Linked DNA regions of Homo sapiens: all the other regions are linked to region 3. A link is a loop called in an ENCODE intact Hi-C map of the cell type or tissue named here. Cell type or tissue: natural killer cell. All regions are shown on one strand. Links, peaks and the distances in the headings refer to the core of each region. The heading gives the core; the rest is flanking DNA.

Region 1 (7,854 bases), core at 2,968-5,467, 50 kb before region 3:
AAATATATCATAAAATAGACTGGGCACAGTGGCTCATGCCTGTAATCCCAGCACTTTGGGAGGCTGATGCGGGCGGATCACTTTTGGCCAGGAGTTCAAGACAAGCCTGGCCAACATGGTGAAACCCCATCTCTACTAAAAATACAAAAATTAGCTGGGCATGGTGGCACATGCCTGTAGTCCCAGCTACTTGGGAGGATGAGGCACAAGAATCACTTGAACCCTGGAGGTGGGGGTTGCAGTAAGCCGAGATCGCACCACTGCACTCCAGCCTGGGTGACAGAGCAAGACTCTTGTCTCACAGAAAGAGAAACATACAAAATAAAAATGTTTACTTTCAGGTTATCTTTCTTTGAAGTACAATTGCAAGATCTTACCAAACACCTGCTTCCTCTCTTTTTCTTTTGTTAAATTGACTCCCCAGGCTCCTCTTTTCTCCTTATTCCTTTATCTGTGCAGTATAAATTATGATATACTAATTACTTACCTGTTTAATTTTTTCATTAATGAACAACTCCTACCCCAATACACAATGAAAGGGACTCAAGCCTCTATTCCAATCTTGCAACTTCTAATAGTGAATATCAAATAAATCCAGGATGGGAGTGGTGACTTATACCTGCAATCCCAGTGCATTGGAAGGCTGAGGTAGGAAGACTGTTTGAGGCCTGGAACTTGAGACCAGTCTGGGCAACAGAGCAAGATCCCATCTCTACTAAAAATAAAAAAATTAGTTGAGTGTGGAGGTGCACGCCTGAAGTCCCAACAAGAGGCTGAGGTGGGAGGATCGGTTCCCACAACTTGTAAACTTGACCCCAGGAGTTCAAGTTTACAGTGCGCTATGATCATGTCACTGTACTCCAACCTGGATGAAACAGCGAGACAGACCTTGTCTCTAAAACATAAACAAAACAAACAAGCAAAACCCCATAATAACATGGTGGGCCCAAATAACTTCTATGTAAATAAAAAACAGTAATTTATACTACAGCTGATATTTAATGTGTTTTATGCAGGAAATACTTATTAAAATAATCAGCAGAGAATGTGATTGGCTGTAAGTAAAAACAAAAGATTTCTGTTGAAAGTTATTTCTTTCAATTGCTTTTAAGTATGAATAAAAACCTCAAAAGGTGACACTTAAGATGGCTTAACACAGGCTATCTGCTGGTGAATATAATTTGAAAACAACTCACATGATAAAAACTTACAATGTATAAATCACAAATGAGGAAACTGCTCATGAAACCTCCACCAATTCAAACCTCACTTCTGAAAATACAGATATCCTTCTATAACAATTCTTTACCATATGGTAAGTGGCGTAACAACAAAAGCAAAAAGCCAAGTGTCAAACTGCATCTTATTGATAAGACCTTTATTTAGCTGACTGCTCCACATATGCTACACATCAAAAGGAAAGAATGTAAATCAGGTTAGGACAAGTACCCTCCATTTGTTATTACTGAGCTATCAAACAACATCTGGTTAACAGGAATTATTATATACAGTAGTAAGAAGAGTTTCCAAGTTTGGGCAAGATAACTGAATCAAGAGAGAGATTTTTAATTAAAAGTTGGCATTTTTATTAAAACCTTCTATCCAAGGATTTAGAGCTGTACAAACTCTTGACTAAACCTCAGAAGTAAGGTACCCATAATTTTGGAAGTCACCAGTTTGTATTCTGTCAACAGAAAAATATATATAAAGAGTTAAAGTTGTGGTTTATTGAGCAAGTAGAGCTAAACTGATGAATCTCTATGTTTTTTATCTCGTGGAGTACAATAAAAGTCAGTAACGAACTTGGATTTTTTTCTTTTTTTGAGACAGAGTCTTGCTCTGTCGCCCAGGCTAGAGTGCAGTGGCACGATCTCGGCTCACTGCAACTTCTGCCTCCTGGGTTCAGGCGATTCTCCTGCCTCAGCCTCCCGAGTAGCTGGCATTACAGGTGCCCACCACCACGCCTAGCTAATTTATGTATTTTTATTAGAGATGGGGTTTCAGCGTGTTGGCCAGGCTGGTCTCAAACTCCTGACCTTGTGACCCACTGTGGCCAGCCATGAACTTGGATTTTTAAGTGGCCTTCCCCATTCTGGTCCCTATTGTCTTGCTCACTGCACTCATACTGAACCACTGGAAACTCCATATTGTAGCTCCACAATCTGAATTATCCTTTCCTGAATAATCCTAGGTGATACGTGTGAAGATCACATCAGGCACCTTCCTAAAATGATATAGCACAGATAGCTGCAAACCTGACTTTCAAAACTGGACAGAAGTAATAACTCTCTCATAGAAGGATTTTCCTGAGCGTTCATAATTTATTTCCAAATTTGCAAAATCAAACGAGTAGGCAGTTATAAAATGACACGGAACAACACTCCTCATACTCCACATAATCTTTCTTACAGAATAAAGAGCTGTGAGAATGTCTATGTGAATAAAATGTCACCAGAAAGCATGCTTCTCTATGGTTTGGGGTTGGAGGAAGGGACAGGAAGTGAAAGGCCACACACTTTTCTGTACCTATCAGATTTGAGAAATTACTGGGTTCATGCAGAGTTCTGCTGCAGTAGGGAGACCTGTTCTGCTGATTACCATGCATAAAGGTGATGAAGATGTAAAGACTGCTAAAAGATAACATTGGGCTGAAAAGAAAATTTTTTTAAACACTCATTCTCTCACCCTTCAGAAGTTAGGGCTGGGAAGGAGAAGGTAGGAAGATTATTTCTGTCAAACAGCCATACCTTCAATGTGTACATGCACAGGCACTATGTTTATCACTTTAACCAATTAAAACAAATGGGTATTATAATACCTGACACTTTGAAGGCTTACAATCAAACAAACGCAAAAGCCGTCTGGGATAGATGAGGCACTAATTAATAATGGGTTGGGTAAGTAAAGAATCTAAAAGAAGAGGTTTAACAGCATAGTCTTATTTTAGGAGGCTATACGGTTATATTTGAGGAAATCACACTTAATTTTCCCAAATGTGTTTTAGGTGCAACCTATCCAGTCACTTTCCTTTTGAGAGCTGAAGTACCTGAAGCTTTGGAGATGGTAAAGGAATTATTGAGGGTCATACTGGCTAAGAAGAGTGCTAAAAGTGGAGACCTTTATCACAAAGGTATCTTGTTTATTTGCTTATCTATCAAGCCCCAATATTTTCTTCCTGCATGGCAGTAACAACTGTCACCTTACCCATATTTTATCTTCTTCTAAAACTTGAGTAGAGATTTCTCCCTTTTCTACAAGAACAAGTGGTAAATGATCAAGGATTAAACCAAAATACCTGTTTGCACACCCATACAATCAAAACTGAAATGAAGAGCTGTGACCAGTAACACCAAGGGTCAAAATGTCACCTATTTCCAGAAATTGCAGGGCTCCATACAAACCCCAGACATTTTGCAAAATGCCTCTCTCAGATACTGAAAAAAAAGTCTGGTATATACTTTCAAAAGGAATTTTATCTGTATGTTAGATAAAATATACAATATATACTGCATGCTCCTTAGCATGAAAGTAATTACAATTTCATGTTTAATATTAACTCTTTCTCTGCCTTGCTTGTTTGTTATTGAGGAAAAGGCAGAAGATTCAACTCCATTAGTGAGACACCGAAAACATCTGTCTCACATGTGGCCCCTGGCTTCCTCCCCAAAGTAACACAATAGCTCCCTGGGCATAGAGAACGAACCTGTCACCCTGTTGAAGAGTTTTTGTTTTTCCATAAAATAACATGGACTGGGCCACATGCATAGGTAACTACTTTGTGGTACTTTGCTAAACTGCTGTTATTGATGTTGTTTTTCAGTAAATATGGTTTTATAATTGATAAGGAAACAAATGCCAAGAGGTCAGAGCTAAATTTAAAATTCAGACACTTTTTTTAAGAGACATGGTCTGGCTCTGTCACCCAGGCTGAGGTGCAGTGGTGCAATCACAGCTCACTGCAGCCTCAAACTCCTGGGCTCAAGCAATCCTTCTACCTCAGCCTCCCAAATAGCCGAGACTACAGGCAAGCACCACCACATCCGGCTAAAACATTCAGATACTTTAAAATGGATGGTGGGAAACTTTCTAAATTGGAGCTAGAGAGCTTCTCCTGAATGCCAGTTCTTTCCTAGTTGTTCCCTTTGTGGCAGGAAAGATCTCAACAACTCAGTCAAACCTAAGAAGCTATCGTGATTTCCAAGTTTGTTAAATTTTTTTTTTATGAGACTGACTTGTTGGTCTTCAACCTTTCTGTGAAGTTGCAGGAAATGTTGAGGCTCAAGTGACTTTCTTAAGGTCATGTAAGTCAGTAAAAGATGAACAAATAACCCCAGAAGTACTCCCACTAGTCTACACTTCTAACCGCTAGACCACACAAGTTCACATGTCTGATTCATTTTAAGAACTGAGTAGATCTTACAATTTTCAAAGACCCACTTGGATATACTCTTCAAATAATTTTTGAAATCTGTCATAACCAAATAAAACGTACAAATGAAAACCAACAGTTTTGCTGTTTCTAATTCACCCTTCCTTTGTGATAGTCAAGAGGAACCTTTCAAACTATTAACGATTTTAGAAAAAAGGTTAAGTACCTCTAACCAAGCAAATCCTGGTATATGCAGCTAAGTCAACTGATTTAGCACTTCTCTACTTAGCACACCAATGTGCACTAGAATTAAGACAGTGGTTCTCAATTCTGCCTGCACAAATTAGAATCACTTGGGGAACTTAAAAAATTCTTATGCCCATGCCCCACCCAAGACCAATGAATCAAAATCTTTGAATCAGCCATTAGTATTTTTTTAAAACCTCCCCATGTAATTCTAATGTATAGCCAGTATTGAAAACAACTGATGTGAAGCTGTGTTAAAGTTCTGAATTGAATAAATTTGTGTAGTTCTGTTTATTTGTTATACTTGTTAACTACACTTTTGGAAGAAATCGGATAGTAAAGAAAATGAGATTTTTATATAAATGTGTAACAAAGCAGAAGGGCCCAATGAGAGGTCTTACTTAAGGGGGTTTATACAAGGGAGGTATTATTTCTGACTGTGGGGTGTTAAGGAAGGCTTCTAAGGAGTTGGTAACATTTGAACTGGATCTTGAAGGCTAGAATAGGCAGATATGAAAAGAAAATAAGTTTCAAGCATAGGTCAAGTCCTATTGAAGATGATTGTGGGGGAAACAGTCAGTGGACATAATGTGAAGACATAAAAGGGAAATAAGGTGAATAGGTAAGTTGGGGCCACTTCTGAAGGGCCTTGAATTTCATGCAAAATTATCTGGTAGGAGCTGGGAAGTCACTAAGTTGCTGAACAAAGGCCTGCCTTGATCAGAGTTAAGCTTCAGTGAGATGATTTTTAAAGCTAGAGGGAAGGATGGACTAGTTGAATGAAGAGACACACGGCAAGGAGACCTGCTTGGGAGGGCTATAATTGCAGCAGTCTAGGCAAGTAATGAAGGCCTAATGTGGGTTAGTAGCAGTGGCAATGGAGAAAGCTAACTGTATACAGAACTAAAAGGACTTAGCAATTGATTAGATATGAGAGATAAAGAGAAGCACAATTCTGGGTAATTAGGAGGATACCAATGCCACCAAAAGGGGCCATTTGAAAGGCAAAATGACTTAATCTCAAATTTGAGAGTTTGAAATGCTTGGGAGATATCCAAATGAAGGTGCCCAGCAAAAAATAAAAAAAAATTTGGTCTACGATTTAGGAGAGATGTCAGAGCTGAAGATACCATTTTGGGGGGAGAAACACAAGAATTATTTGATGAGGATGACCAATTTTCTTTCTAGGTAACTCTACTTTTCTTCCTTATATTTGTCTTGATTTTTTGAACTATTATCTCATTAGTACTCTTCCAAACCTCTTGCATCCTTGCTTTAGCTTTTCTACCTAGCAAAACCTACACCCTGAGATAAATGTTGCAATCTGCTTTCTCCATACCTATAATAGATGGCTGGAAACTACTGGTGGTATGGAGATATGGGGAAGAAGGGAACCCTGAAGGTCGATACCACTACAAATCCATGATCTGTAGCCTCATCTGGATACTTAATGTCACTTGTCAATTTTCTCTCACCCTGAATTAGCTCCTTTTCTGGATCCTCTCAATGACTACTCCATTATCATTACAGTTGACCCCTGAGCAATGCAGGCATTAGGGACACTGACCCCCTCCCCCATGCAGTTGAAAATCTGTATATAACTTTTGACTCCCCAAAACTTAACTATAAATAGCCTACTGTTGACCAGAAGCCTTAGAGACAACATAAGCAGTCGATTAACACATATTTTATGTTATATGCTTATAATAAATATTACATAATGCATATGTAAGGATATGTATTAGATCCTTATAATAAAGTAAGCTAGAGGAAAAAAAATGTTAAGCAAATCATAAAGAAGAGAAAATATATTTACTATTCATTAAGTGGAAGTAGATCATCATAAAGGTCTTTATCCTTGTCTTCACATTGAGTAGGCTGAGGAGGAGGAGAAAGAGAAGTGGGGTTGGTCTTGCTATCTTAAGTGTGGCAGAGGTGGAAAAATATCCGCATAGAAGTGGACTTGCACAGTTCAAACCCATAAACCCATGTTGTTCAAGGGTCAATTGTGTTTTCACTCTTTATACAACCGTAACTTCTGTACTCTTAGAAGAGAACCTCATACCCTACTTCACTGAAAAATGAAGTTGTTAGGCATGATGTAAAAATCTCTCCCTTCTACCTATAAATGCATCTGCAGCCACGCTGTTCTTTTCTTCCTGTCTCAGAAGATGTAGTATTTCTCTCCTGTTCACACTATTCCATCTGCCTGTGCCATGATCACATTTCCTTGTGCCTCCTCTGAGACCTGCCCTGTTCCATCATGTGTATCTACCTTGCCCGCAGCTTCAAATTATTTTTCTTTATTGGCTCCTTCTCCATACCGTATGCTTAAGTCTGTTTCTATCCAAAACAAATGGTTACTGTTCAATCTCTTTCCTACCCTTATCATCAGGTTCCTCAAAAGAGAAGCCAACGTTTACTGACTCCACTTCCTTATCTTAACTTGAGATGCAGGGGTTCATAGACTCCTTCAAATTATAAAAAGGCTTTTATTTTTTCAAATGTGCATTTTTTTCCCCCTGGAGAAGGAGTATAGATTTTACTCCTACTTTCAATGTATAACCTTCTATCTCAATGTATAACCTTGGCTGCAAAGAATTAGCTAGTGGCACTTAATTTTATATGTTTGGGAACTTGATTGATTTTGGAGCATGTAAAAGTTGTGTAAGTCTTAGTATTTTAGAGCAACATTTTTTTCTGCACTGAAACCAGAATAATACTAGTTATAACCTGGCAATTTTTTTATTCTCATGAAACATTTTTGCAGTGCAGCAGATTTGTCACTCATTGCAATGAAAAACCTGTAAGTGATAAAAAACATTATAATGTGGGGCCTCAAAACTCACTGAAAAGAAAATTAGTATATAAATAAAATGGAAATAGTCCTGGAGATTCAATTACTGTAATGTCTTTTCACCACCACAAAAATTGCAGGTGTTCACCAAGCAGTTTTGAGCAGTTTCTGAAGTGCTTTTGCTGCACTCGGAATTTTCAATGTTAAGCCTTGTGTATTCTGATATGTTCCCATCTTTAAGGCAGATTATACTTGAGCTGTACTAAAATGACAAACAGCCAAATCCCAAACTCATTCAAAGCGAATGGTGGGACAACACAAACAGCCAATAGTGAGAAGCAGAAAATTCCAGGCTCTTTTTCACCATTCTGGCTTGTAAAATCTGCTTTAAAACTTTGTAAAAATATTTAAACAAGGAATAAAATGGAAGCATTTGAATTTT
Region 2 (7,854 bases), core at 2,968-5,467, 270 kb before region 3:
CCCGACTCAGATGGAAAATCATTGGAGGGTTTTGAGCATGGGAGTGATCAGTTAGATGACATTTAAGCTGTTAAAAAGATTTAATTGAACTGATTCAAAAAATACTTGTAAGAATTCATGGTATTTAGTTTGGAGGGAAATGAGGTTAAAAAATTAAGTTTCCTCTTATTACTGGAGTTTTCCACCATCTAAATGCTATTTATTATTTGAAGACTTTATTTTTACATTAATACTAAATGGAGCTATCTCTAAATTCCATGGAGTAGAACAAAACATAGAAAAGTCAATTTTTTCCTCAGTTAGTTAAGGAAAATAGGTGAGAATTAAACCCAAGCCTTCTAGTATTTAACCTGGGATTGAGTTTGTATTTTGGTTATTATAAAGATAAGCATATTGATTTTTGTAACTATGTTAAAAGCTTCTGTGGGCTAAGCACATCTATAAAATTAACGCCACTTTGTTACAAGTAATGGAAAGTTTTTCATTTAAAAGAGTGTAGGTCTACTCAAATCCAACTTTTGGTTTTTTTCCTGGTACCCAGTAACATTTACCCATTTTGATTAGTTTGCCCAACAGATAACCTCTAGGGATGCCTCAGATGGGCAATACCCCAACCACTCTTGGCTTAAAAACGCCCACTCAAAATTCTGTTCTGACATAGAATGAGGGTGCTAGGTTTAAATCACTGTGCTCAGATCAGTATGTAGTTTTGACAGAGATGGAGAGGAAGTGATAAAACCTTTACCATTAACTTAAAAATATTATATTTTTTAATTATGTGAAATTACCATGACATTACTAAATGATGGAATTTATCATAAAGCTTTGTGATTAGTTTGTACTTTCCAGTTTCCTGAGCTAACTTGTTAATAGTTTTTTTTTTTTTTTTTTGCCCCTGAAGCACAATCGTTTATGGCTTTCGTTTTGAGCAATTTACCTAAATATTAAAATATTTTTCATTTTTCTTTAAGGCATTTCTCAATTTTAAGCATTTTTAATTTGAAAAAATATCTTCTGTAATTGTATCTTGTCTTAATATTAATTGTCAGGAAAATACGTACATAGACTGCTTTACCTAGCTTGCTATCTAGTCATTAGGGATTGCGAGATTCTGTTTAAAAACTTTTTTCTGAAGTGTTCAGAGATTCTTTCGTGTCCAACTTCAGTACACAGTTAAATTTAAAGGGATGAAGTATCTAGAGGTTTTTAGGATATTGCTATATCTAGAATTGAAGAACATCATTTGGATCCCCCAAGATGAGCTCATAGTAAGATCTCAGTTAAGAATTAGGGGAGTTTGGACTCTTAAGTACCATAATATATATGCTCACTTGGTGTTATTAAAAATTAGTTTATGTACACTTAGTGCCCAGATTTTGGTTTTTAATACCATTCTCCAGTGAAGGGGACCAGGGCTTCTCACAGAAATGGCTGATTCTGTGCAGCACACCAGCATGGCACATGTATACATATGTAGCTAACCTGCACATTGTGCACATGTACCCTAAAACTTAAAGTATAATAATAATAAAATTAAAAAAAAAAAGAAATGGCTGATTCTAGGACGGGGACAGGAAATATAGAAGATAAGCCTGGAGCACCTTATAATGCCAATAAGTAAGGAAGTACTCAAAATGCACACACACACACACACACACACACACACACACACAGCCAAAAAAAAAAAAAAACCTACATTAATTGGAGTGTGTTGAAGGGACAGAGGAGCCAACTGAAAGAGTTCCCAATGACCAAAGGTAGAACAATTTGAGAAAAAAAAAATTTTGAAGTATTACATACTTGAAATACACAAGCCAAAGTATAATAACCCAAAGTAGATTATAACCCAAAGTATAAAATAAATATCCATGAGCCTATATTGATTTAAATGATGATTAAATTAATAAATGTGAGTTAAGAGACAAATATGCAGAAGAATTCTAAATAATTTTTGTAGATACTCCACCCTCAAGGAGGGGAAGTATAAATCTCCACTCCATAAGCATGGGCTGCACTTAGCAACTTCCCTCCAAAGGAAAAGTATGGGGGACAAAAAGAGTAACTTTACAGTGGAGAAACCTGACAAAGATTACCTAAGCCAGGTGATTAAGATTACCATCAACAGTCATAAATTACACTGATAGTACATACCCTTGATATCATGTGACATGATGAAAATGGCACTTTACCTCTCTGGTATTCCTCTTGATAACCCATAACCCTAGTCTTACCATGAGAAAACTATCAGACAGATTCCCCTTGTGGAGATCTTACAAAATACCTGAATAGTAATGACTCAAGGCTGACAAGATCATCAAAAACAAGCAAAGTCTAAGAAGCTGTCACAGCCAAAAGGAACCTAAGGAGACATTACAACTAAATGTAATGTGTCTTGGATAGAATTCTAGAAACAGGAAAAAAAAAAAACAGGTTAAAAAACAAAGGCAAAGGAAATCTGAATAAACTAAGGACTTTAGTAGTAATGTATCAATATTGGTTCATTAATTGTAACAAAGGTACCACACTAATATATTAATAATAGGGGAAACTGTGGGAGGGTATGTGGGAACTCTCTATCTTCTCAATTTTTCTGTAAATTTAAAACTTTTCTAAAAAGTATCTAATTTTTTTTAAAACTAGTTTGTGAGTCCATAGTTTTTAGGAGCCATTGGAATTATATCAAATTTTAAGTATTGGTCACAAAATTGATTTGTTTCCAATTAAATTATGATTTATGAGGAATATTTTCTACCTTTTAGACCTTGTGTGAATGCTGACTTGTTTTAAGAGAGGGAGAGTGTCTTGCTCTGTTGCCCAGGACAGAGTTCAGTGGTGCAATCACAGCGTACTACAGCTTTGAACTCCTGGGATCAAGCAGTTCTACCTAAGCCTCCCTAGTAGCTAGCAATACAGGCACACCCCACCATGCCCTGCTAATTTTTAAATTTTTTGTACAGATGGGGTCTTGCTATGTTGCTCAGGCTGATCTTGAGCTTCTGGCCTCAAATAATCCTGACTCAGCCCTGCAAAGCACTGGGCTGATTTTTTTTTTTTTTTGAGATGGAGTCTCACTCTGTCTCTTAGGCTAGAGTGCAATGGTGCAATCTCGGCTCACTGCAACCTCAGCCTTCTGGTTCAAGCAATTCTCCTGCCTCAGCCTCCTGAGTAGCTGGGATTACAGGTGACTGCTACCACACCTGGCTAATTTTTAAATTTTCAATAGAGATGGGGTTTCACCACGTTGGCCAAACTGGTCTCGAACACCTGACCTCAGGTGATCTGCTCACCTCGGCCTCCCAAAGTGCTGAGATTATGGGTGTGAGCCACCACACCCGGCCTTGGGCTGGTATTTTTAAACTGTGCCTTTAGCTAGTCCTGTGTATATGTATATTTCTCTTCTGAAATGGAATTAAATCAGTCTTAATACTGAAAAATACTAGCCAAATATTTGATTTCTTTTATCCCTTATATATTTTTCAGATTTCATTATTGGTTTTTAAAAGACATTTATGTGTACTTTTACTTTTTCTAATTACTAAGAAGAATATTCAAACCTTTGTCCATGACTTTAAATTACAGGAAACTGTTTCAAAAACTTATCAGTAGTACATGATATGAGTATGATTTGTTTTTAGAAGTTTCAAATGAGTCACCTTGAAGTCATGGAGAGGCTACCGCTTACCACATTTACCATTCTGATTAATTTTTCTTTTGGCAAAGTACAAATCAGTAATAACCTACTAAAGCCTAGTGGTTGCTATTGATATTTCAGTAAGGTGATGTTGATTAATCAGAGTGATTACTTACCAAGTGTTACAGATTTACTCAAATTATTGGGTTTTCTTCTACTATAGTAATTTCATATGCAGTAATAATTTGCTTAAGACATTTTGCTTCATATGTGCGTTGAAAATATCAATGTAGAACTTAAAATTTGTATCCATGCTGCAAGTTAATGTGGTTGCCTCTGTGACCGTTGAACATAGTTTCATAATAAAGCCTGGAAAAAAAAAAGCATTATTTAACCTTTTAAACAATCAAGAGATTGCTTTTTAAATTGTCTCTAAAAAGGTTTGATTTTTTACGAAAGAGAGAGCACTTGAATATATCTTTATGTACCACCGTGTCTCTTTTTGTTAGATTTTTCATCTGTGGGTATAATATAAAATATTCTTAAAATGAAAGCTTTACGCTTGTGTTTGAGACTAAGCAACTTGCATTGTGTCATGACCCTTCTAATACCACAAACCTTCTGTAATACTACTCCCGGAGAAAAACCCACATCCTATGCATAACCTTAGATTTATTTTGAAATCTCTATGAAAAAGAACAGAGAGAGATTACTAATTGTTTCTGTTACTTCCTTTAGAGGTATGATACCTATTTGTAACCCATGTTGTAAATGTTAATAGCCAGGAGTAAAATGTTAAAATATATTAAGTAGTGGTTTCCTATCCTAAAGTTAATATGTGAAAATTTAATAACTAATTATAAGTTTCAGTTTGTTATATTAGATATCTGGAAAGAATGTAAAAAAAAAAAAAAAGAGAGAGAGAGAGAAGGCATTGGTACTTCCAGTAGCTTATACTTCTAATACCATTGGCCAGTACAATACTAGAAAATAATTGCAAATTTAAATAAGCCATCTTTTTAAAAATTTTATTCCTATTCTGATTTTTTCCTTCTATTTTAGATTTCTTTGTATTCTTTATGTAACTGATGAAGGTGGATGAAAAATCTAATTTTTTTTTTTTTTTTTTTTTTTTTTTGAGACAGAGCCTCACTCTGTCGCCCAGGCTGGAGCACAGTAGCGTGATCTCGGCTTACCGCAACCTCCGCCTCCCAGGTTCAAGCGATTCTCCTGCCTCAGCCTCTCAAGTAGCTGGGATTACAGGCACGTGCCACCATGCCCAGCTAATTTTTTGTATTTTTAGTAGAGATGGAGTTTCACCATGTTGGCCAGGCTGGTCTCAAAACTTCTGACCTCAAGTGATCCACCCACCTCAGCCTCCCAGAGTGCTGGGATTACAGGCATGAGCCACCGCGCCTGACCCCAAGGTTATTTTTAATATTTAGAAAAAATAGTAACTACCCATCAGTAGGAGAATGGTTACACTATAGTATATTTATACTCTGGAATATTCTGCGTCTTTCAGAAAGAATAAAGATCTACAAGACATACTAGGTGAAAAAAGCAAATTATAAGCAGAATATATATTCCCATTTGTATGTATTAAAAAGCATTTGTGAGTATATGTATTGTATTTATATATATTAAGTACATGTGCATGTTAATATGTATATATGTTACATGCATATGTACTTAAATGCATTGAAATTGGCTGCAGTGATCCTGTCAAAACTGTTGAAATATTCCTTCAGGAGATAGTAAAGGGCTTGGTGCAAAAGAGTAGAGGATATGAGTTCACTTTTTATTCTTTATGAATTTATATGATTATCATTATAATATTTTATGTATATTTAAATGACATTTAAAGTAACTGTTGCTAGAAAGGAAATAAGAACTAGAACTTCCAGATAATTATAGGGAAAAAGTAACAAAGGAAACTTGGGCTACCAAGCAAAAGGGCCACCTTTTTTTCTGGCCTTAAAGTCCCTGAGTGTTGTCTGGCTCCTGCCCATTTCTCTGACCCATTTTAAATGGCATTCTCCTTCACCAGTTAGTTCTAGCAACTACTCACCTCCTTTTTTTTTCTTGAATCAAGCTCTTTCATTCCTACATTAAGGCTTTTGCTTGTGCTCTTTTTTATGATTGCAATTCTGTGCTCCCTAATCTTCCCATGACTGATACCTTCTCATCATTTAAATCTCAGCCTAGATATAAGTCACTGCCTGACCACCTTTGTAAAGTAGGCCCCTCACATTGTTACTGTGTCTCATTATCATGTCTTATATTCTTTATGGCTCTTGTCAGTGCCTGAAATTATTTTTACTTTAAAAATTAACTCTCACACCCCATGATGTTTCAGTCAACGATGGACCACATATATCATCTGGGTCCCATAAGATTATGAGACAGTATGTGTTCTGTACCTTTTCTATGTTTAAATATTTAGACACACAAATACTTAACCACTGTGTTACAGTTGCCTACAGTATTCCATACGGTAACATGCTGTACATATTTGTAGCCCAGGAACAGTAGGCTATACTGTATAGTCTAAATGTATAGTGGGCACTACCATTTAAGTTTGTGTAAATACACCCTACGGTGTTCACACAACGATGAAATCCCCTAACAACACATTTCTCAGAATGTATCCCCATTGTTAAGCGAGTCGTGACTACATTAGAACCTTGTTTGTCTTATTTACTGCTGTATGCCTGGTGCCTGGCATATCACAGGTGCTCAACAAATAGTTGCTGAATGAATTTTAGGAGGGAGAAAATAGTCATGTATTGACCTTCTATGCCATAAGAGCAGGTAGCAGGTTTTAAGTACTTTCTGTGTAAAGATTCCTTTACATACTTTATTTAAATAAATGTTGCACCAAAGATGGCTTGAAACTCCCAGAATTACCTACCCCAACTATCTAACAAAATAGTAAATAGTTTTTTTTTTTTTAAGCAAAAACTTGCCCAATAAACCTGAGAGGAAAAGGAACATAACCTAATGCAATAAACTTTAAAAAGTGACAGCTAACAAAAGAAGCAGACAGTGGTAGAGCAGAGAGGCCTGCCAGGGCTTGGCTTCTAACCTTGACTATCTATCCCATTTCCAGGCTGTGTAAGTCAGCAAAATCCCAGGAGAATTCATTTATATCTCACATGTGGAGAGAAGGAAAATGAGTATGTAATCTTCTGACTGAGGAGTGGTAGAAACTTCTGCAAAGGATAACCAAGTGAAAGAGATCAGAAAAGTGACACCTCACTCTTAAGTGAAGGCCCTAGGGCAACACACTGAATATGGGAAATGATCTGAATCCTAAAACTCAGGTTTTGTGATATATTCCCCCAACTAGGTAGTACAAGATATTTAACAAAATCTCAGAAGAGTAAGAAGAGCCCTTGTTTAGCTAGGTTTTTTCTTTCACTGTGCATTTTCCTGAGACTATAGAAAAGTGAGAACAAGCTTGAGCTTGGAAGGCAAAGGAAATAGATCTCAAATATGGTGGAGAGATAGTTAGTGTCATCCATATCATTAGCGTACTTGGAATATGTGGACAATCACCTAGCCATGAACATGGTGAAAAGAAATAGCACAACAATTTAGTTTATATTATTTATTAATTATTATTGATTATTATTTAGCAGAAAGAAATACCATTCACAAAACCAAAAATCCCAACCAAGAAGAAAGGTAATTCAAGGATAAGAAGAATTACAGTTGCTTCACACTGTAAAACAACTTAACATTAATTCAATAAAATTAACAGATTGAAAGATAAGATAGCCCTTTGAACAAGTGGCTGGTAGTCCACCCACAGAGTGCTGTGTCCAGGCCTTGTATAGACATATCTTGCAGCTGCACCTGGTTCTGCCCCCAGACATCAAAGCCCTGGGCAACCAGTGCATGAAGGACTAATTTAGGAGACATAAGACTGTTGGTTCTGACAAGGCTCAGTGTATTTGCAGGAATGGAAGGTGTATGCAGCAATGTTATGGCAAGCAAGATAAAACACAAAATTCAACTGAAAAAGCATGTTTTGGCACCTCCCTCTCAGAAGAAAAACCTAATGACTTTGGTGATGAACGAATTGGATACTTACAAGAGGTGATACAAGAAACTACTAAATACAATAAGCAACTTAGTAATACTGAGCCTACAAAACCAAAATTTTAGTCTGTACAATAAAGCTTAACAAAATATGTAAAATTGAGAACCCCTTACTT
Region 3 (7,854 bases), core at 2,021-4,520:
GCAATTTGCCCAAAATCACACAGCTAGTAGGTGGTGAAGCCAGGAATCAAACCCAGACAGTAAAGCTCATAATAACTACACTGTTATTCAAGACAATATGTGTTAAATGCCATGAGAGATGTATAAGCTGCTACAGGAAATCAGAGAAAAACTTGCTTCTGAGCCAATCAAAAGGAGTTTCAGAGAGGTGTCATTTCAGCTGGGCTTATAAAGATGGATACAGTCTGTATATAAAGGCATTTGAGGCTAATCCCTTGAATCTCCACTCTGGGGTATTTACTCTACAAACCTCTCCCTTTTTTCTCTTTTTTAAAGCATGTAATCGTGTTTAAATCTACCCAATCTCTTAAAAAAAACAAACAAACAATCCTTTGATCATACAGCCCCTACTCATTTCATCGTAAGCCTTTATTAAAGAAGTCTGCCCTCATCATTTTCAACTTCCATATTTCCTACTCAGTTATCAGCTTTCTGCCTTCTGGAATCTGTACTCATTTCTCTCCTGAAATGGCTCTCACTGAGATCACCAATTACTATAAGACTGCTCATAGATATTTTTCAGGTTTTTTTAAGGTAGAGGGAAAATAATCAATATGAAAGGATATCTCAAAGGAGGCAGAATACAAATAAATCATAAAGCAAGGCCCAGGAGAGAAAGTGGAATCAGTAAGATAAAGGAGGGTACTTTATCAGCAATGAGGCAGAGAAATGAGAGCCCATATGAAGAAAATAATGTTGAAGGAGTTTCTGCTGGATGCCTCCAATTGGTTCAGTAAAGTGGGTTAAACTATCTACTATGGTTGGTGGTCGATTCAAAGTTTGAGAGTAGAAAAGGTCTATTCTATAGTCAGTAAGAAAGAAAAAAAAGGTGGGAAAAACATAGTAGAGAGAACAGGGCCAAAGGGATACAATGAATGTAGGCTTGGATATCAGACAGACCTGGGTTTAAATCCCAAATCTATATGTAACTAAGTGTCCTTGGGTGAGTCACCATACCACTCTGAGCCTCAGTTCCACCATCCATAAAGTGAGTAACATAATATTTCCCCAGGGATGCTAAGAGGACTGAATTAAATGAGATAGCTTATCTAAAGCGCTAATGGTCTTATTTGAGAACTTTCCCCAAAATGTTCAGCAAGCTAAATAGAAAAAAAGTATGACTGGAGGTTGGGAAGGTGGACATGCCAGAAGGTTAAGGGAGAAAGAATCTACAATTGTTTAAGAGGACACTGTAATCGCTGACTGTAGAGCTCAAGAAAACAAAAGTAAGAGGGTCTGCCAACTCAGAAGAATAGAGCTAGGCTAGAGATAGGAGGTCAAAATGAGGTCACAAAGCAGACTCAGGAGTGATAGCTGCAGATTGAGATAGAGGTTGTGGTCAGAGACGGGAAGCTCTTATTTCAAGATCTTGAAGGCAGAATAGTTCCAAACAAGAATGAGGTCCAAGTGTAGCTCAATCAAATGGTAATCAAAATATATAAACATTACTGTAAATTATGAATGCAATTTAAGACAGCTTTATGCAACATCTCCTGCTATACAACTTGTTATTTTTTGAGAATTAAAAGAAAATTGTATCTTTAAAGAAGGCAAGGGAAAAAGCATAAGGTAGGCATCACCTACCATATGCTAGGTGGATTTTTTAAATTGTGGTAAAATTTACCGTTTAATACATTTTTAGGTATATAGTTCAGTAGCATGAAGTATATTTACACTGTTGTGCAACTATCGCCACCATGCATCTCCAGCACTTTTTCATCTTCCCAAATTGTCTGCTAGATGGTTTTACACATTATTTCATTTAATCCTCACACAATTTACAACTCTATTTTTATTTTTATTTTTTTTGAGACAGAGTCTCACTGTTGCCTAGGCTGGAGTGCAGTGGCACAATCTCGGCTCACTGCAACCTCCGCCTCCCAGGTTGAAGCGATTGTCCTGCCTCAGCCTCCTGAGTAGCTGGGATTACAGGCACCCGCCACTACGCCCAGCTCATTTTTTGTATTTTTAGTAGAGATGGGGTTTCACCATGTTGGCCAGGCTGGTCTCGAATTCCTGACCTCATGATTCACCCGCCTCGGCCTCCCAAAATGCTGGGATTACAGTTGTGAGCCACCGCACCGAGCCTTCAACTCTATTTTTATAGATGAGGAAACCGAAGTTTTGAGAGGTTAAATGACTTCCTAAGATCACATAGCTAACAAGTAGTAAATCTAGGATTCGAATTAGGCCAAGCCCTTTCTATATCCTGTTGCCTCTATTTAGTGTTAGAAAAAGACCCAAAAAAGTTGCAAGGATACCACCTTTGCTTAATCCCTTTCACAGGAACTCAATATACTTTACAAACTATTTTCTTCTCCTTTGTGTAATTTTTCTAAGAACTAAACTCAACATTGTTTCTAGATCTTAACTATCTTAAAGGAACCTTAAATACCTTCCCTCATCCCCAATCTATAAAGAATGGTACCTGACACTGAAATAAACTAGATTCAAGATTCGATATAAAATTCCAGTTTGTTTTTGCTAGGTGCTGTTTTAGAAAGAATGAAGCACCAAGTTACATTGCTCTTTCTTTTCTGTCCTTTCTTAGATGAAATCCAAATTTCTTTCGTTTGAAGAGAAAGTGCCATTTCTCTTCCAGCTAAGTATTTTCTATTATCTTCCCACAATTTTTGTTGTCCTGAAGATAGTTGTGAAAGCTCAGTTTACAAAACAAAAATATGTAACCATCCTAGTTAAAGAATGCTTGTAAGCTGTTTCTTTATAAACATTTTCATCTTACTTTCACTAAGGTATAAATTAGATGATTGGTTTTCATTTTAGCAAAGTAAATCTAAAACTAGAAATAACTTATGCCAAAGAACTTAGTGGATATATGTACATATTTATATATATGTGCATATATATCACTTGGAATATGTATGTTATATGTAAACCAACAGAAGCAGCAGGTATGGTGAGAACTTTTCAAATCTATTTTGAGACATGTCAAACCCTGTTTCAGAAAGCTTTTATTCTGCATACCAAGCAACAGAGGTGGCTGTTCAGGAAGAGGTTATAGTTGTTCTGCAGAGGTTTTTGGCTTCCGCACCTCTGAGATTCTACTGTTTACTGCCAAGAAGCAACGTGTGAAATCCCCTACTCTGGACCAGATGATGGCGCTTTTAGCTCTGTCAGCATTAACCATTCACCCCAATTTCATCTTTAAAATCATAATTTGATTTTCCACATTTGTCCTTCTTAGATTTAAGATTTTAGATTACAATGCAGGAGACTTCCCACCTTCAAAGGCTTGTCAGAGCCTACATTTAGCCAAACAGGATTTATAACTGCAACTATATAATTACCTATGTGAGCACACTGTCTCAGAGCATCAAAACTCTATGTGGTCTGTTTCTGGCCACCAAGTGGGTGAAAAATTTCTAACTCACAAGATGAGAAGCATCACAGTGCGTCACGACCCAGACCATTCTAGGTCAATGTTTTGTCTCTAACAGGGTATCAGGAGACATTTTGTGAGAACCACTGTTAGTCTCCATGACATTACGGATCTACTCCAGATATTTTACATACCTTAAAGATGAGGAGCTAGAAAACCTCCAAGGCCCTTTCTGACTCCAAAACCTTATAAAAGTATGGAGGTAGAATTTATGAATTTGTCTAAATCTTAAATTTATTTAAACATCTATACCAATGAGGTAGTGAGCTTACTGTGATATAAAGATATTACTCTTATAAATTCTAAGGGATATTGTTTGGTTTTGGTATTATAAAATCTGGTAAATAAATTTACACAAGCATACCTTGTTTAACTGTGCTTTCCTTTACTGCGCTTTGCAAATACTGCATTTTTTACAAATTGAATGTTTGTGGTAACTGTGTCTGCCAGTCTGTCAGCACCATTTTTCCAACAAAATGTGTTCTCTGTGTCACAGTTTGGTAATTATCATATTTCAAACTTCATTATTATCTGTTATAGTAATATGTGGTAATTTTTGATGTTACTGTTGTAATTGCTTTGGGGTACCATGAACCAAGCCCACATAAAATGTCAAACTTAATTGATAAATGTGTGTGTTCTGACTGATCCACCAACCAGCTGTTCACCCATCTCGCTTCCTCTTCTCAGGCCTCCCTATTCCTTGAGACACAACAATATTGAAATTAGGCCAATTAGTAACTTTACAATGGAAGACTCACTGACATTGAATACTGCTTTTCCTTTAAATTTTTTTTTTTTTTGAGACTGCAACAAGACAAGACCTCTGTCTCTCTGAAAAGCTAATTTCTATTTATTTATTTATGATTTTGAGACAGAGTCTCGCTCTTCACCCAGGCTGGAGTGCAGTGGCACTATCTCGGTTCACTGCAACCTCTGCCTCTCGGGTTCAAGAGATTCTCGCACCTCAGCCTCCCGAGTAGCTGGGATTACAGGCGTGAGCCACCATGCCCGGTTAATTTTTGTATTTTTAGTAGAGACGGGGTTTTGCCATGTTGGCCAGGCTGGTCTCAAACTCCTGACCTCAGGTGATCCACCTGCCTTGGCCTCCCAAAGTGCTGGGATTACAGGTGTGAGCCACCACACCCAGCCTTTTTTTTTTTTAATTTATTGAGATGGAGTCTCACTCTGTTGCCCAGGCTGTAGTGCAGTGGCACCATCTCAGCTCACTGCAACCTCTGCCTCCTGGGTTCAAGTGATTCTCCTGCCTTAGCCTCCCAAGTAGCTGGGATTACAGGTGCATGCCACCACCTATTTTTGTATTTTTAGTAGAGATGGGGTTTCACCCTGTTGGCCAGGCTGGTCTTGAACTCCTGACCTCAAGTGATCCACCGGCCTTGGCCTCCCAAAGTGCTGGATTACTGGTGTTAGCCTCTGTGTCCAGCTGTAATCTAAGAGTCTATCAGTTGTGAGATCCATTTCAATTGCACAGATGTTAAAAATGTAAAAATGTATGCAACTTAGAATAAATAAAATGCACTACTAAATGCAAAAAAAAAAAAACCCAAAAACCAAAAAACAACAGCAACAGCAACAACAACAAAAAAACCCTTACAATGGCCTCTGAGTGTTCAAGTAAAAGGAAGAGTCACACTTTCTTTCACTTTAAATCAAAAGCTAGAAATGATTAAGCTTAGTGAGGAAGGCATGTCAAAAGCTGAGACTGGCCAAAAGCTAGGCCTATTTTGCCAGTACGCAAGTTGTGAATGCAAAAGAAAAGTTCTTAAAGGAAATTTAAAATGCTAGTCCAGTGAACACAAAAAAGCAAAACAGCCTTATTGCTGGTATAGAGAAAGTTTTAGTGGTCTGGATAGGTTAAACCAGCTACAACATTCCCTTAAGCCTAATCCAGAGCAAGGTTCTAACTCTCCTCAATTCTGTGAAGACTGAGAGAGGTGAGGAAGCTGCAGAAGAATAGGTAGAAGATAGCAAAGTTTGGTTCATGAGATTCAAGGAAAGAAGCCATCTCCACAACATAAAAGTGCAAGGTGAAGCCACAAGTGCTGATGTAGAAGGTACAGCAAGTTATCCAACAGATCTAGCTAGGAGCACTGATTAAGATAGCTACACTAAACAAATTTTCAATGTAGACAAATCAGCCTTATATTGGAGGAAGATGCCATCTAGGGATTTCATAGCTATAGAGGAGAAGTAAATATGTGGCATCAAAGCTTCAAAGGACAGGATGACTCTCTTGTTAGGGGCTAACGTAGCTGGTAACTTTAAGTTGAAGCCAATGCTTATTTATTATTCTGAAAATCCTAGGGCCCCTAAGAATTATGCTAAATCTACTCTGCTTGTGTTCCATAAATGGAACAGCAAAGCCTAAACGACTGCACATCTGTTTACAGCATGGCTTACTGAATATTTTAAGCCAACTGTTGAAACCTACTGCTCAAAAAAAAAAAAAAGATTCCTTTCCAAATATTACTGATTATTAACAATGTACCTAGCCACCCAAGAACTCTGATGCAAATGTACAAGATTAGTGTTGTTTTCATGCCTGCTAACACAATATCCATTCTGCAGCCCATGGGTCAAGGAGTAATTTCAACTTTCAAGTCTTAAGACATACATTTCCTAAAGGTATAGTTGCCATAGAGTGATTCCTCTGATGGATTTGGGCAAAGTAAATAGAAATCCTTCACGAAAGGATTCACCATTCTAGATGTCATTAAGAACATTTGGGAGTGGGCACAGTGGCTCATGCCTGTAATCCCAACACTTTGGGAAGCCAAGGTGCGTGGATTACTTGGGGCCAGGAGTTCGAGACCAGCCTGGCCAACATGGCAAAACCCCCATCTCTACTAAAAATACAAAAATAAGCCGGGTGTGGTGGCGCATGCCTGTGGTCCCAGCTACTTGGGAGGCTGAGGCATGAGAATCGCTTGAGCCTGGGAGGTAGAGGTTGCAGTGAGCTGAGATTTCGCCACTGAACTGAGGAGGCAGAGGTTGTAGTGAGCCAAGATCGCGCCACTGCACTCCAGCCTGGGTGACAGAGTGAGACTCTGTCTGAAAAAAAGAAAAAAGGAAAAAAAAAAAAAGAACATTTGGGATTCATGGGAGGAGGCCAAAATATCAACATTAACAAGTGCTTGGAAGAAGTTGATTGTAACCCTAATGGATGACTTTGAGGGGTTCAAGACTTCCGTAGAGGTAGTCACTATGGATATGGTGGAAATAGCAAGATAAGAATTAGAAGTGGAGCTTGAAGATGTGACTGAATTGCATCAATCTCATAATCCAACTTGAACGGATATACAGCTGCTTCTTATGGATAGGCAAAGAAACTGGTTTCTTGAGATGGAATCTACTCCTGATGAAGGTGCTGTCAACATCGTTGAAATGGTAACACAAGATTTAGAATATTCCATAAACTTAGCTGATAAGCAGCAATGAAGTTTGAGAGGACTGACTTCAATTTTTTTTTTTTTTTGAGACACGGTCTTGCTCTGTTGCCAAGGCTGGAGTGCAGTGGTGTGATCTAACTCACTGCAACCATGAACTCCTATGCTCAAGTGATCTTCTAGTCTCAGCATCCCAAGTAGCTACAAGGACTACAGTTGTGTGCCACCACACCCAGCTAATTTTTTATTTTTTAAATACTTTGTAGAGATGGGTCCCTCTATGTTGCCCAGGCTGGTCTCAAATGTCTTGTTTAAGTGATCCTCCTGCCTTGCCCCGCAACAATGCTGGGATTACAGGCATAAGTCACTGCTCCTGGCCGGACTCCAATTTTGAAAGATGTTCTGCTGTGGGTAAAATGCTATCAAACAGCATCTAATGCTACAGAGAAATCTTTAGTGAAAGGAAGTCGATCAGTGCAGCAAACCTGGGGTTGTCTTATTTCAACAAATTACCACAGCCATCCCAACCTATAGACACCACCACCCTGATCAGTTAGCAGCCATCCACATCAAAACAGGACCCTTCACCAGCAAAAAGATTAATACTTGCTGAAGGCTCAGATGATCAGTAGCATCTTTAAGCAATAAAATATTTTAAAATTAAGGTATGTACATTATTTTTTAAAGATATAACGCTACTGCACATTTAAAAGACTACAGTATAGTGGAAACATAACTTTTGCATACACTGGGAAACAAAATCCATGATTGCTTTATTGCTTTAGTATAGTGGTGGTCTGGAACCAAACCTGCAATATCTCCAAGATATGCCTGTACTTACTGGCTTTCACAATAATGTAAGAAAGACCAAATTAGGTCAAATTCAATATTCTGTTTCCAAATGGTGTGTAAGGTCATGGCATCCTCAGTGATGCCAAGTTCAAATTGTTCAGGACATGCTCTAAAACATGCCTGGTTTTTCTTCATAATTTAAAAGCTTTGATCTAC

Evidence for each region. Peaks named below come from ENCODE experiments on the same cell type or tissue, not always from the same donor. Only the 100,000 strongest peaks of a DNase experiment are listed, where the experiment ranks them.
Region 1: a loop joins it to region 3, with 4 times the contacts of the local background. A loop is called at or near these places in 4 of 110 quality-filtered maps.
Region 2: a loop joins it to region 3, with 7 times the contacts of the local background. A loop is called at or near these places in 21 of 110 quality-filtered maps.

The regions. Positions count from the first base shown.
Region 1 is chr1:92,362,348-92,370,201 of GRCh38, reverse strand. The region is part of intron 11 of RPAP2 (RNA polymerase II associated protein 2); the gene reads right to left. It also overlaps a transcript of GLMN not described here. Among named protein-coding and RNA genes, the nearest start is that of RPAP2, 67 kb to the right of the region's middle. RefSeq lists an enhancer at 4,444-4,493. In natural killer cell, for the core only: no CTCF peak of the experiment used is centred there; a DNase peak (open chromatin) is centred at 4,321; H3K27ac peaks cover 1,174 bases.
Region 2 is chr1:92,580,426-92,588,279 of GRCh38, reverse strand. The region is part of intron 18 of EVI5 (ecotropic viral integration site 5); the gene reads left to right. It also overlaps the pseudogene LOC107985727. Among named protein-coding and RNA genes, the nearest start is that of GFI1, 97 kb to the right of the region's middle. RefSeq lists a silencer at 3,662-3,811. In natural killer cell, for the core only: no CTCF peak of the experiment used is centred there; DNase peaks (open chromatin) are centred at 3,689 and 4,259; H3K4me3 peaks cover 427 bases; H3K27ac peaks cover 1,344 bases.
Region 3 is chr1:92,311,500-92,319,353 of GRCh38, reverse strand. All of the region lies in intron 6 of RPAP2 (RNA polymerase II associated protein 2), which reads right to left. It also overlaps a transcript of GLMN not described here. Among named protein-coding and RNA genes, the nearest start is that of RPAP2, 16 kb to the right of the region's middle. RefSeq lists a silencer at 1,168-1,462. In natural killer cell, for the core only: no CTCF peak of the experiment used is centred there; DNase peaks (open chromatin) are centred at 3,103 and 3,443; H3K27ac peaks cover 2,500 bases.